Linked DNA regions of Homo sapiens: region 1 is linked to region 2. A link is an interaction called in ENCODE POLR2A ChIA-PET data of the cell type or tissue named here. Cell type or tissue: PC-9. All regions are shown on one strand. Each heading gives the region's core, and the rest is flanking DNA. Links, peaks and the distances in the headings are about the cores only. Region 1 overlaps LINC01622 (long intergenic non-protein coding RNA 1622). Region 2 has its middle 100 kb from the start of FOXQ1.

Evidence for each region. ChIA-PET counts read pairs that join two places held together with the same protein. Peaks named below come from ENCODE experiments on the same cell type or tissue, not always from the same donor. Only the 100,000 strongest peaks of a DNase experiment are listed, where the experiment ranks them.
Region 1: POLR2A ChIA-PET joins it to region 2 with 7 read pairs; 2 of 35 experiments call an interaction of 5 or more read pairs at or near these places.

Annotation. Positions count from the first base shown.
Region 1 is chr6:982,176-987,564 of GRCh38, forward strand. The region is part of intron 2 of LINC01622 (long intergenic non-protein coding RNA 1622); the gene reads right to left. Among named protein-coding and RNA genes, the nearest start is that of LINC01622, 120 kb to the right of the region's middle. In PC-9, for the core only: no CTCF peak of the experiment used is centred there; no DNase peak of the experiment used is centred there.
Region 2 is chr6:1,205,914-1,211,302 of GRCh38, forward strand. No RefSeq gene overlaps it. Among named protein-coding and RNA genes, the nearest start is that of FOXQ1, 100 kb to the right of the region's middle. In PC-9, for the core only: no CTCF peak of the experiment used is centred there; a DNase peak (open chromatin) is centred at 3,148; H3K27ac peaks cover 914 bases.

The DNA of each region.
Region 1 (5,389 bases), core at 305-5,304, 220 kb before region 2:
GAAATCTTTGCACTTCATTGTATACACATCCTACTGTTTTTTTTTTTGTTTGTTTTTGAGACTGAGTCTCGCCCAGGCTGGAGTGCAGTGGCACAGTCTCAGCTCACTGCAAACTCTGCCTCCCAGGTTCAAGCGATTCTCCTGCCTCAGCCCCCTGAGTAGCTGGGATTACAGGCACCTGCCACCATGCCCAGCTAATTTTTGTACTTTTAGTAGAGATGGGATTTCGCCATGTTGGCCAGGCTGGTCTCAAACTCCTGACCCCAGGTGATCCGCCCACCTCCGCCTCCCAAAGTGCTGGGATTACAGGGGTGAGCCACCACGCCTGGCCCAGGTTACTTTTAGTACAAACAGTTATGCCAGACATTTTTAATTTTGTAGCACAAATACTGTGTGCCAGGGACTATCCAAGTATTATTTTTAATCCTTACAACCACCCCATGAGGTTAGGCATTCATATTTTTATTTTAGAAGTGAGGAGACTGAGGCTAGGAGAGAGAAAGTCGCTTGCTCAATTTCATACTGCCTGGAAATGGCAAATTTCAGGGTGAAACCCAAACCCATCTGGTCAAAGTATGGCCCCTGCATGTCACTGGGCTGCTCTGCTCTTTACAAAGAGGCACTGGCTTAAAAGAGGTGCAGTGGAGAAAAACGAAGAAGATTTAAGGCCAAGAAGTAGTCATTCTAACAAAGATGACAGGAACTGGGAACTTTATGTGGAGGCCACAAAATGAAAGATAAGTAAGTAAAATATTTAGTGCCAGAGATGATAACCTGCCAGCCTCAATCTCTTTGAAGACAGAATATGATAAAAAGGGAATAACTTGGGAGGCTGAGGCAGTTGGATCACTTGAGATGAGGAGTTTGAGACCAGCCTGGACAACATGGTAAAACCCTGTCTCTACTGAAAATACAAAAAAATTAGCTGAGCGTTGTGGTGTGTGCCTATAATCCCAGCTGCTCGGGAGGCTGAGGCAAGAGAATCCCTGGAACCCAGGAGGCAGAAGTTGCAGTGAGCTGAGATCAGGCCACTGCACTCCAGCCTGGGCCACCTTCTCAAAAAAGAAAAAAAAAAAAAAAGGAATAACTTTCTGGGGAATTTAGTTAGCTACAAGAAAGAACTTCCTGTGGTTAGGCTGTGGATGCTCTATCCGTTGTCATCATTAAGAACCATGTTTATGGCTGGGCACGGTGGCTCACGCCTGTAATCCCAGCACTTTGGGAGGCTGAGGTGGGCGGATCACGAGATCAGGAGATGGAGACGATCCTGGCTAACACGGTGAAACCCCGTCTCTACTAAAAAAAAAAAAAAAAAAAAATTAGCCGGGCGTGGTGGCGGGCGCCTGTAGTCCCAGGTACTCGGGAGGCTGAGGCAGGAGAATGGCCTGAACCCGGGAGGTGGAGCTTGCAGTGAGCCGAGATCGCGCCACTGCACTCCAGCCTGGGTGACAGAGCAAGACTCCATCTCAAAAAAAAAAAAAAAAAGAACCATGTTTAGTTTAACTTTGGAGAGAAGCTGGGCTATTGGGGGGTGGGGGGAATGGTGGGCTTGGCTGCAAACAGTGTTCATTATTAATCTTACTGAAAAGATGACTTTGGGCAGCATTTGTCATGTCTTGATATTCTCATCTGGAAAAATGAGAGAAATATCCAAGTGGGAAAAAGGATGATTTTGAGGATAGAATAAAATGACACAGGCGAGTGCCTGGTGTGGGATCAGTGTGCATAAAGGCGAGCTCTCTGCCTTCTCATTTTGTAGAAGTTTGCAGGACTTCTTCAGATATCTCTTTCCTTTAAGAGTTAGTTCTAGATTACGTGGAAAGAGAATGAGATTTCTGGCAAAAAAAAATAAATTGTAAAAAGAGAATACAAATAATACAAAAACTGAAGGGAAAATTTAAAAAGTAATCTGTAAAAAGAAGATATAATACATGAAAACTGAAAAGCTAGATGCCACAGACCAGTGACACTGTAGTCCCACCCACAGATGAGGGGACAGAATCCTGCGACTTATTGGAAAGCCCACAGCTGGGCATGTTACCACCTCTCCCACATGGGTTTTGCCTGTGTGCACAGGTGTCTGCACACATCACGACTAGCAGTTTGAGCAGGAGCTTTTGATGTCCTCTTCCGTATCTTGGTATCCCTCTGTCTATGACAGTTTATCTGGCGCTAACCAAGCTACAGTCACCCTAGTAACTTTACTTAATTCAATATTTTGGTGTTTTCTAAACATACAAAACATGTTCTAACAGTGAAGATTCATGATTCAGTGACTCTGCCCCAAAGCTTTAGGCTAACTTTTGCATGTGGCACAAGCTTATGAAGACACAGCTTAGGAGCAGGGTGGGGCTGGCAAGTAAAACCTAATTGGGTATGCTTTATTGAATAGCTTCATTTTGTTTAAAAAGAGGGTTTTAGGCCAGATTATAATGACAGTGATCTATTCAACTTATGTACAAAAGTGTTTCAGGTGGCACTAATAGACTTAAAGCATTTTGCATTCTATATTTAGGGTACTGTTCCTTACAGAGATGCAATCTTAAGCTCAGATTGGGTGCAGCTCTTCTTCTACCGGGATGTGAAGTACAGCAATTCAGTGCTTCAAATATATTGCGGCAGTAACGTTTCTGAGCATTTTGAGTAATTATTATTTCACGGCTGTCATTTCAGTGTTTCTTGGGGTTTTAATTGTTTTACTTTTGGGGTGTTGAATAAACTCAAGCCATGCTCATTGCTGTCCAAAGTTAATCACTGCCAAAATACACCTCAGCATCACATGTCCGCTTGCCCCAGGATGTTGCCAGAAGCATTGAATGTGACCTGCAGACAGAAGTGAGTTAAAAGTTTCCTTTTTTATTTTTTTGTTTTTTACTTTGGGTTCTGGGGTACATGTGCAGAATGTGCAGGTTTGTTACACAGGTATACATGTGCCATGGTGGTTTGTTGCACCCATCAACCCATCATCTAGGTTTTAAACCCCACATGGCATTAGATGTTTGTCCTAATGCTCTCCTCCCCTTGCCCTCAACCCCCTACAGGCCCCCGTGTGTTATGTTCCCCTCCCTGTGTCCATGTGTTCTCATTGTTCAACTCCCACTTATGAGTGAGAACATGTGGTGTTTGGTTTTCTGTTCCTGTGTTAGTTTGCTGAGAATGATGGTTTCCAGCATCATCCATGTCCCTGCAAAGGACATAAACTCAATCTTTTTTATGGCTGCATAGTATTCCATGGTGTGTATGTGCCATATTTTCTTTATCCAATCTATCACTGATGGGCATTTGAGTTGATTCCAAGTCTTTGCAATTGTAAATAGTGCTGCAATAAACATACGTGTGCATGTGTCTTTATAGTAGAATGATTTATAGTCCTTTGGGTATATACCCATTAATGGGATTGCTGGGTTAAATGGTATTTCTGGTTCTAGGTCTTTGAAGAATTGCCACACTGTCTTCCACAATGGTTGAACTAATTTACACTCCCACCAACAGTGTAAAAGTGTTCCTATTTCTCCACATCATCTCCAGTATCTGTTGTTTCCTGACTTTTTAATGATTGCCATTCTAACTGGCATGAGATGGTATCTCATTGTGGTTTTAATTTTCATTCCTCTGATGACCGGTGACGAGGGGCTTTTATTCATGTGTTTTTTGGCCTCATAAATGTCTTCTTTTGAGAAGTCTCTGTTCATATCCTCACCCACTTTTTGAGGGGTTGTTTTTTCTTGTAAATTTGTTTAAGTTCCTTGTAAATTCTGGATATTAGACCTTTGTCAAATGGATAGATTGCAAAAATTTTCTCCCATTCTGTAGATTTCCTGTTCACTCTGATGATAGTTTCTCTTGCTGTGCAGGAGCTCTTTAGTTTAATTAGATCCCATTTGTCAATTTTGGCTTTCGTTGCAAATGTTTTTGGCGTTTTAGTCATGAAGTCTTTGCCCATGCCTGTGTCCTGAATGGTATTGCCTAGGTTTTCTTCTAGGGTTTTTTATGGTTTTAGGTTTTACATTAAAGTCTTTAATCCATCTTGAGTTAATTTTTCTATAAGGTATAAGGAAAGGGTCCAGTTTCTGTTTTCTGCATATGGCTAGCCAGTTTTCCCAGCATCATTTGTTAAATAGGGAATTCTTTCCCCATTGCTGGTTTTTGTCAGGTTTGTTGAAGATCAGATGGTTTATAAATGTGTGGTGTTATTTCTGAGGCCTCTGTTCTGTTCCATTGGTCTACATATCTGTTTTGGCACCAGTACCATGTGGTTTTGGTTACTGTAGCCTTGTAGTATAGTTTGAAGTCAGGTAGGGTGATGCCTCCAGCTTTGTTCTTTTTGCTTAGGATTCTCTTGGCTATATGGGCTCTCTTTTGGTTCCATATGAAATTTAAAGTAGTTTTTTGTAGTTCTGTGAAGAAAGTCAGTAGTAGCTTGATGGGAATAGCATTGAATCTATAAATTACTTTGAGTAGTATGGCCATTTTCACGATATTGATTCTTCCTATCCATGAGCATGAAATTTTTTTCCATTTGTTTGCATCCTCTCTTATTTCCTTGAGCAGTGGTTTGTAGTTCTCCTTGAAGAGATCCTTCATGTCCCTTGTAAGTTGTATTCCTAGGTACTTTATTCTCTTTGTAGCAATTTTGAATGGGAGTTCACTCATGATTTGGCTCTCTGTTTGTCTATTATTGGTGTATAGAAATGCTTGTAATTTTTGCACCTTGATTTTGTATCCTGAACCTTTGCTGAAGTTGCTTATCAGCTTAAGGAGTTTTTGGGCTGAGATGATGGGGTTTTCTAAATATACAATCATGTCATCTGCAAACAGAGACAATTTGACTTCCTCTCTTCCTATCTGAATACCCTTTATTTCTTTCTCTTGCCTGATTGTCCTGGCCAGAACTTCAACTTCTATGTTAAATAGGAGTGGTAAGAGAGGGCATCCTTGTCTTGTGCCAGTTTTCAAAAGGAATGCTTCCAGCTTTTGCCCATTCAGTATGATAATGGCTGTGGGTTTGTCATAAATAGCTCTTATTATCTTGAGATATGTTCCATCAGTATCTAGTTTATAGCGAGTTTTTAGCACGAGGAGGTGTTGAATTTTATCGAAGGCCTTTTCTACATCTATTGAGATAATCATGTGCTTTTGGTCATTGGTTCTGTTTATGTGATAGATTACATTTAGTGATTTGTAAATGTTGAACCAGCCTTGCATCTCAGGGATGAAGCCAACTTGATCGTAGTGGATAAGCTTTTTGATGTGCTGCTGGATTCAGTTTGCCAGTATTTTATTGAGGATTTTCACACTGATGTTCATCAGGGATATTGGCCTGAAATTTTCTTTTTTTGCTGTGTTTCTGCCAGGTTTTGGTATCAGGTTGATGCTGGCCTCATAAAAT
Region 2 (5,389 bases), core at 148-5,147:
CAAAGGGAAGAGAAGGAAGACAGCACTCTGCATCTGTTCCAGTCTCTGGAGGAGCAAACAGCAGCAGTGAGCCCGGTCCAGGCTGCCCGTGTGGACGCGCACCAGTGAGCAGAGCCGGAATCTTTCCAGGCCTCTCATCTCATTTGCACCCTGATGTGCCCATCCGCTGGAGGTGGCCCTACTAAGCGTCAGCTATGCACCAGCCCCACAATCATGCTTTGACCTGTCATTCAGTCTCCACCACAGCCTTACCACTTAGATCACCTTCGGATCACTCTACAGAAAAACGAGCCTCTGAGAGCTTAACTTGCCCAGAATATTTCTGGCCTCATCCAAATGTCAGTGTTTTTTGCTGTACACAGTTGAGTTGCCAGATAAAACACAGAACCTTCAGTTATATATGAATTTCAGATCAACAATAAATACTTTTTAGTATAAGTATGTTCTAAATATCACATGGAACTTATACTAAAAATAAAAACATCTCTATTTCATCAGAAATTCAAGTTTAGCTGGGCTTCTTTATTTGCTAAATCTCCTACTATTTGATCAATCACAGTACCACACTGAAGTACACAGGCCAGAGAGGTATGCATGTTCAGTTCCTCAGACAGCTACTGACATACAAATGGCACCTTCTTCCCTGCCTGAGCCTCCAGAGACATCCAAGACCCTGCGGTTGGCCAGCTGCAGGGCCAAGTACAGTTCTAAGGGAATTTCATTTCCCCTGGAAACTAAGGCGCTTTCTTCCTCCCTTGGCTCTTAGAAGTACCACCCCACGGCCTCGTCCCTGTTCCTGTGACTGACTGCCAATCACCTTTACCAACCCACCCGCCCTATAATTCTGACATGAGTGTCACATTCCCTTGGAGCCACCTGGAAATGTCTGGAAATACCTTTGCCCTAGAGAGTAGTGGTATCACCTAATAGGAGTTATTTGTTTGCTGGTTTGTTTATTTCTTCCTACTTTCCATTTTAATCACCTTTTTATATCAGTCCCAAAGCTTTTGCTTGTTCTTATTATCATGAAACCTTCTTTCTTACCTTTTCTCTATTAGAATTCCTGCAGGCATTTGTTTTATTATCATCCTTTATTCTGTATGTTAAATATATTATATGTGCTCTTTTACTCTTATTCGTGAAAATTAATTAGAACAAATACACAAGCCAGAAACACACTTGTGAGTCCAAGACTTTTGTGATTTATTTGCCATCCCATCCGAAGGCATCTTTGCTTCTATTATCAAATGGTTGCTGAACTTCCTGTGTCTGAGAAGAAACTGGCTTGAGAAAACCAGTGCTTCATTTCTCAGATTCTATTTGATGCAAGAATAGGAGAAACACTGTCAGCCACAAGATCGACAACCTAATCTTTCACTCAACTTGTTGTTGATTAAGACTGTCTTTTACATTAAGTACTGGCCGGGCGCTGTGGCTCACCCCTGTAATCCCAGCACTTGTGGAGACTGAGGTGGACGGATCACAAGGTCAGGAGATCGAGATCATCCTGGCTAACATGGTGAAATCCCGTCTCTACTAAAAAAATACAAAAAAAATTAGCCCAGTGTGGTGGCACATGCCTGTAGTCCCAGCTACTTGGGAGGCTGAGGCAGGAGAATCACTTGAACCCGGGAGGCAGAGGTTGCCGTGAGCCGAGATCACACCACTGCACTCCAGCCTGGGTGACAGAGCGAGACTCCATCTCAAAAAAAAAATTAAGCACCATTTTTAAAAAACAGGGTGGCAGCGAATAAAGCAAATCTCACACAAGATTGTACGTCTCTCTCATCCTCCGACCTCTATGTAACTCTGGAGTTTCAGTAACTGTTTGATGGAAACATGGGGCTGGGTTGTTCTGGGGCAGGCACTGCCTTCTGTGGCCTGTTCAAAAGTCACTTGTGTAGAGAATGTGACTCCTGCCCCGAAGCATCCTATGTCCAGGGATTTTTTCCTTTATCCTAATATGTTACTGAAGCTCTAAGTACCAACGCTGACACCTTCAATGAAACCTTTTAACATTGGACAGTGTGGTGGTTTAAGAGGACATGTGGGGTCAAACGACAGCTCAGCCACTTCCTGGCTGTGTGAAAAACTGAATGGTTTGTATCTGTGTCCCCACACAAATCTCATCTCGAATTGGAATTCCCACATGTGGAGGGAGGGACCTGTAATACCCATGTGTTAAGGGAGGGAGGTGATTGGATCATGGGGGCAGCTCCCCCCCACCCATGCCGTTCTCATAATAGTGAGTGAGTTCTCATGAGATCTAATGGCTTCATAAGTGTTCAGAATCTCCTCCTTCGTTTTTCTCTCTCCTGTCACCTTGTGAAGAAGGTGCCTACTTCCCCTTCCACCATGACTGTAAGTTTCCTGAGGCCTCCCCAAACATGCAGCACTATGAGTCAATCAAACCTCTTTCCTTTATAAATTACCCAGTTTCAGGGATGTTCTTTACAGCAATGTGAAAACAAACTAATACACCAACCTTGGGCAAATTATGTAATTGTGCCTGGTCCCCTCATTGGATGAAATAAGGCCATTAAGACAGAAGTGAGGATTCAAAGAAAGAAGATACACAGAACACTTGGAGTGATGCCTGGCAGATGAGATGTTTAATGAATGTCCATCTTTTTTTTTTTTATCAGAATAATCTCAATCCAATCCTGCTTTCTTCATTATGTAACTCAAACTTTATGAAAAGACATTTAAAGTTAATTTTTCTAGGCCGATATTTTCCTATTGAGGTGATAGGTGTTTTTCCTAGCATAAATTAGTAGCCTAATTGCCCCTACAGCCATATAAATTAAATCATATTAAAATTGGGTGAATAGAATGAAAGAGAACAAACTGAGATTCAAATACATATGTTCTAGGTCTCAACTCTGATAATAACCAGCCTTGGGTCCTCACGCAACCTACTTCGTTTCCTTAGCACTCTCCTTAAGTATATGCAATAAGAAATCACCTTTGCAACTCTTTCCAGCATTAAAATTAAATTCTCTGAAGTGTCAGGATAGGCAGACTATAACTACTCCGTATTTGTTAAGAAAAGATTGTGAGTAATGCAGAGAATGTACACTAAAGAGATTACCTCCATCGAGACCACATTGTTTTTAAAAATAAAAACAAAACTCTGTAATTAGAAACTTAAAGTGGTGACTAAATTGCTCAAAACAACTGGAGAACCACAGGAATGTGTCTGGGAAGCTTGTCCATCAGGTAGTTCATGTTATTTTCATGCCCACATCTAGTAATGCCCACTAGTCTAGTAAGGTCTGGCTGCTGGTGGAAACAGGAGTCAGGGACTCCCCCTGAAACTTATCCTGGGGAATAAAACATCTAAATTTCCACTGGATTTAATGCTGTGTCCCCAACTCCATGTCCAGTGACATCACATAGATAGCTTGAAGTTGACCAGCATTTACACCATAGAAATCCACGAACACCACAACTCAGGGTGTTTCACCTCCACCCATGCCCCAGAGCTGGTTGTTAAACATTTCCCAGCACACCTTATTGGATGTTCAGTTTGGTCCAACTGAACTGTACAAGTTCAAACCACAAACTGGAACCCATCTTGAATTGGTCTTCCTCTTCATGAGATCCTTTATAGGGACTGACTGCTAAATTGAGATAGCACTTATTCTACCTCTCTCAAAATATGTATAAATTATATACAATACATACGGATGACAGATGTATTGTGTATATGTGTGTATGAACATATATTGGAAATTAATAACTATTTTATAGAAGAACAAAGGCCTGGTTTGAAGTGAGAACCAGGACAAATAAATAAAAGATGCTTACTTCAGAGCATATTCAGTTATCTTGCCTATTATATGCTTTGCCTGGCCTCATGCTTAAATCTCTACCTTTCCCTCCATTATTGGCTGATTGGTTTGTTCATTCTTCCTCTCTTTCTTCCTTTCACATTCACTCTCCTCCTTGTTCTGGGAAGAATTTATGATGCATATCTGTATGTTACCTTGTTATAATGTTGATGCACAAGGCTAGCCTTTAAACATGGACAGAACACATGAGCAGAGAGGTAGCAGGGGGCGGGCAGAGATTTCAGACAAAGGCAACAAGATGAAAGCAGGAATCACAACATTAATTTCAAGAAAGAAGTAGTTTAAAGGTATTTAAAGGGCTTTTTAAAACATTAAGCAAGATTAAGACTATATAACAGTCACAAACATGTGTTTCCCCCCAAAAAAAAATTATAGAAGAATTTAACACACTCCTCAGAGAATTAGACATCAATTTTAAAAGGACAAGATAGTATCTCATCATAATGCAATAAAATTAGAAAAATACAATAAAAAGAACAGCAAAAATAGTTTAATTACTTAGGAACCAAAATATATCTTTCTACATAATCATGTTAATAAAATTAGAACTTGAACTTAAAATTAAATACATGTAGAAAGCAATCCAATAATTGCTCTCTAGATATATTTATATGTAGAGATATAGCTAAAGCAGTACTAACTACTTGATCTTAAGAAATTAGAAAAAAGGCTATGAAAATAAAGCCAAAATTTTTTAAAAGTAGAGAGAATCAATAAAGACATTTGCTGAAATTAATAAAAATAAGAAAAAAGTAGTAGAAAATATAAATTTTAAAGGTGATTATTTGGAAAGAATTAAAATAGGTCTCCATGGGTGTGATGGAACATAAACAGGGGGAGCATAAACAGGGGGAGCATAAACAGGGGGAGCATACAGGGGGAGCATACAGGGGGAGCATAAACAGGGGGAGCATACAGGGGGAGCATAAACAGGGGGAGCATAAACAGTGGGAGCATAAACAGGGGGAGCATACAGGGGGAGCATAAACAGGGGGAGCATACAGGGGGAGCATAAACAGGGGGAGCATAAACAGGGGGAGCATAAACAGGGGGAGCATACAGGGAAGAAAAAATACGAATATGGAAGGGATTATAAGAATAATAAGTCAGTAGCATGTGTAACTCTGAGGCAATGAAGTTGAAATCTACAAAAAAATTGTAATTTTCTAGCAAATACAAAATGCCAACATCTCCCCATGAATGAAGAAAAAATTTTAATATATTACTACCATAGGAGACATTTAAAGAATGATTAAAGACCTACCATTGAAAAAGATCCCAGAGTCAGCTGGCTTCAAAGCTAAGTCCTACTAATATTTCTTTACGGTTAATTTTAACGTAATACGTATTTGTGTATGAGAATTTCCCCAACTCATTCTCTAAAATTAATGTGTTCTTAATAACAAAACTTGATAAAAAAATTAGTGTAGTACCTAAGATAACCCTATAAATAAATATCTTTTATGAGTAAAAACTGTGCTAAAATTCTGAATAAAAAATTAACATGAAATTCAGCATCTAAAAAGAACAGAGTT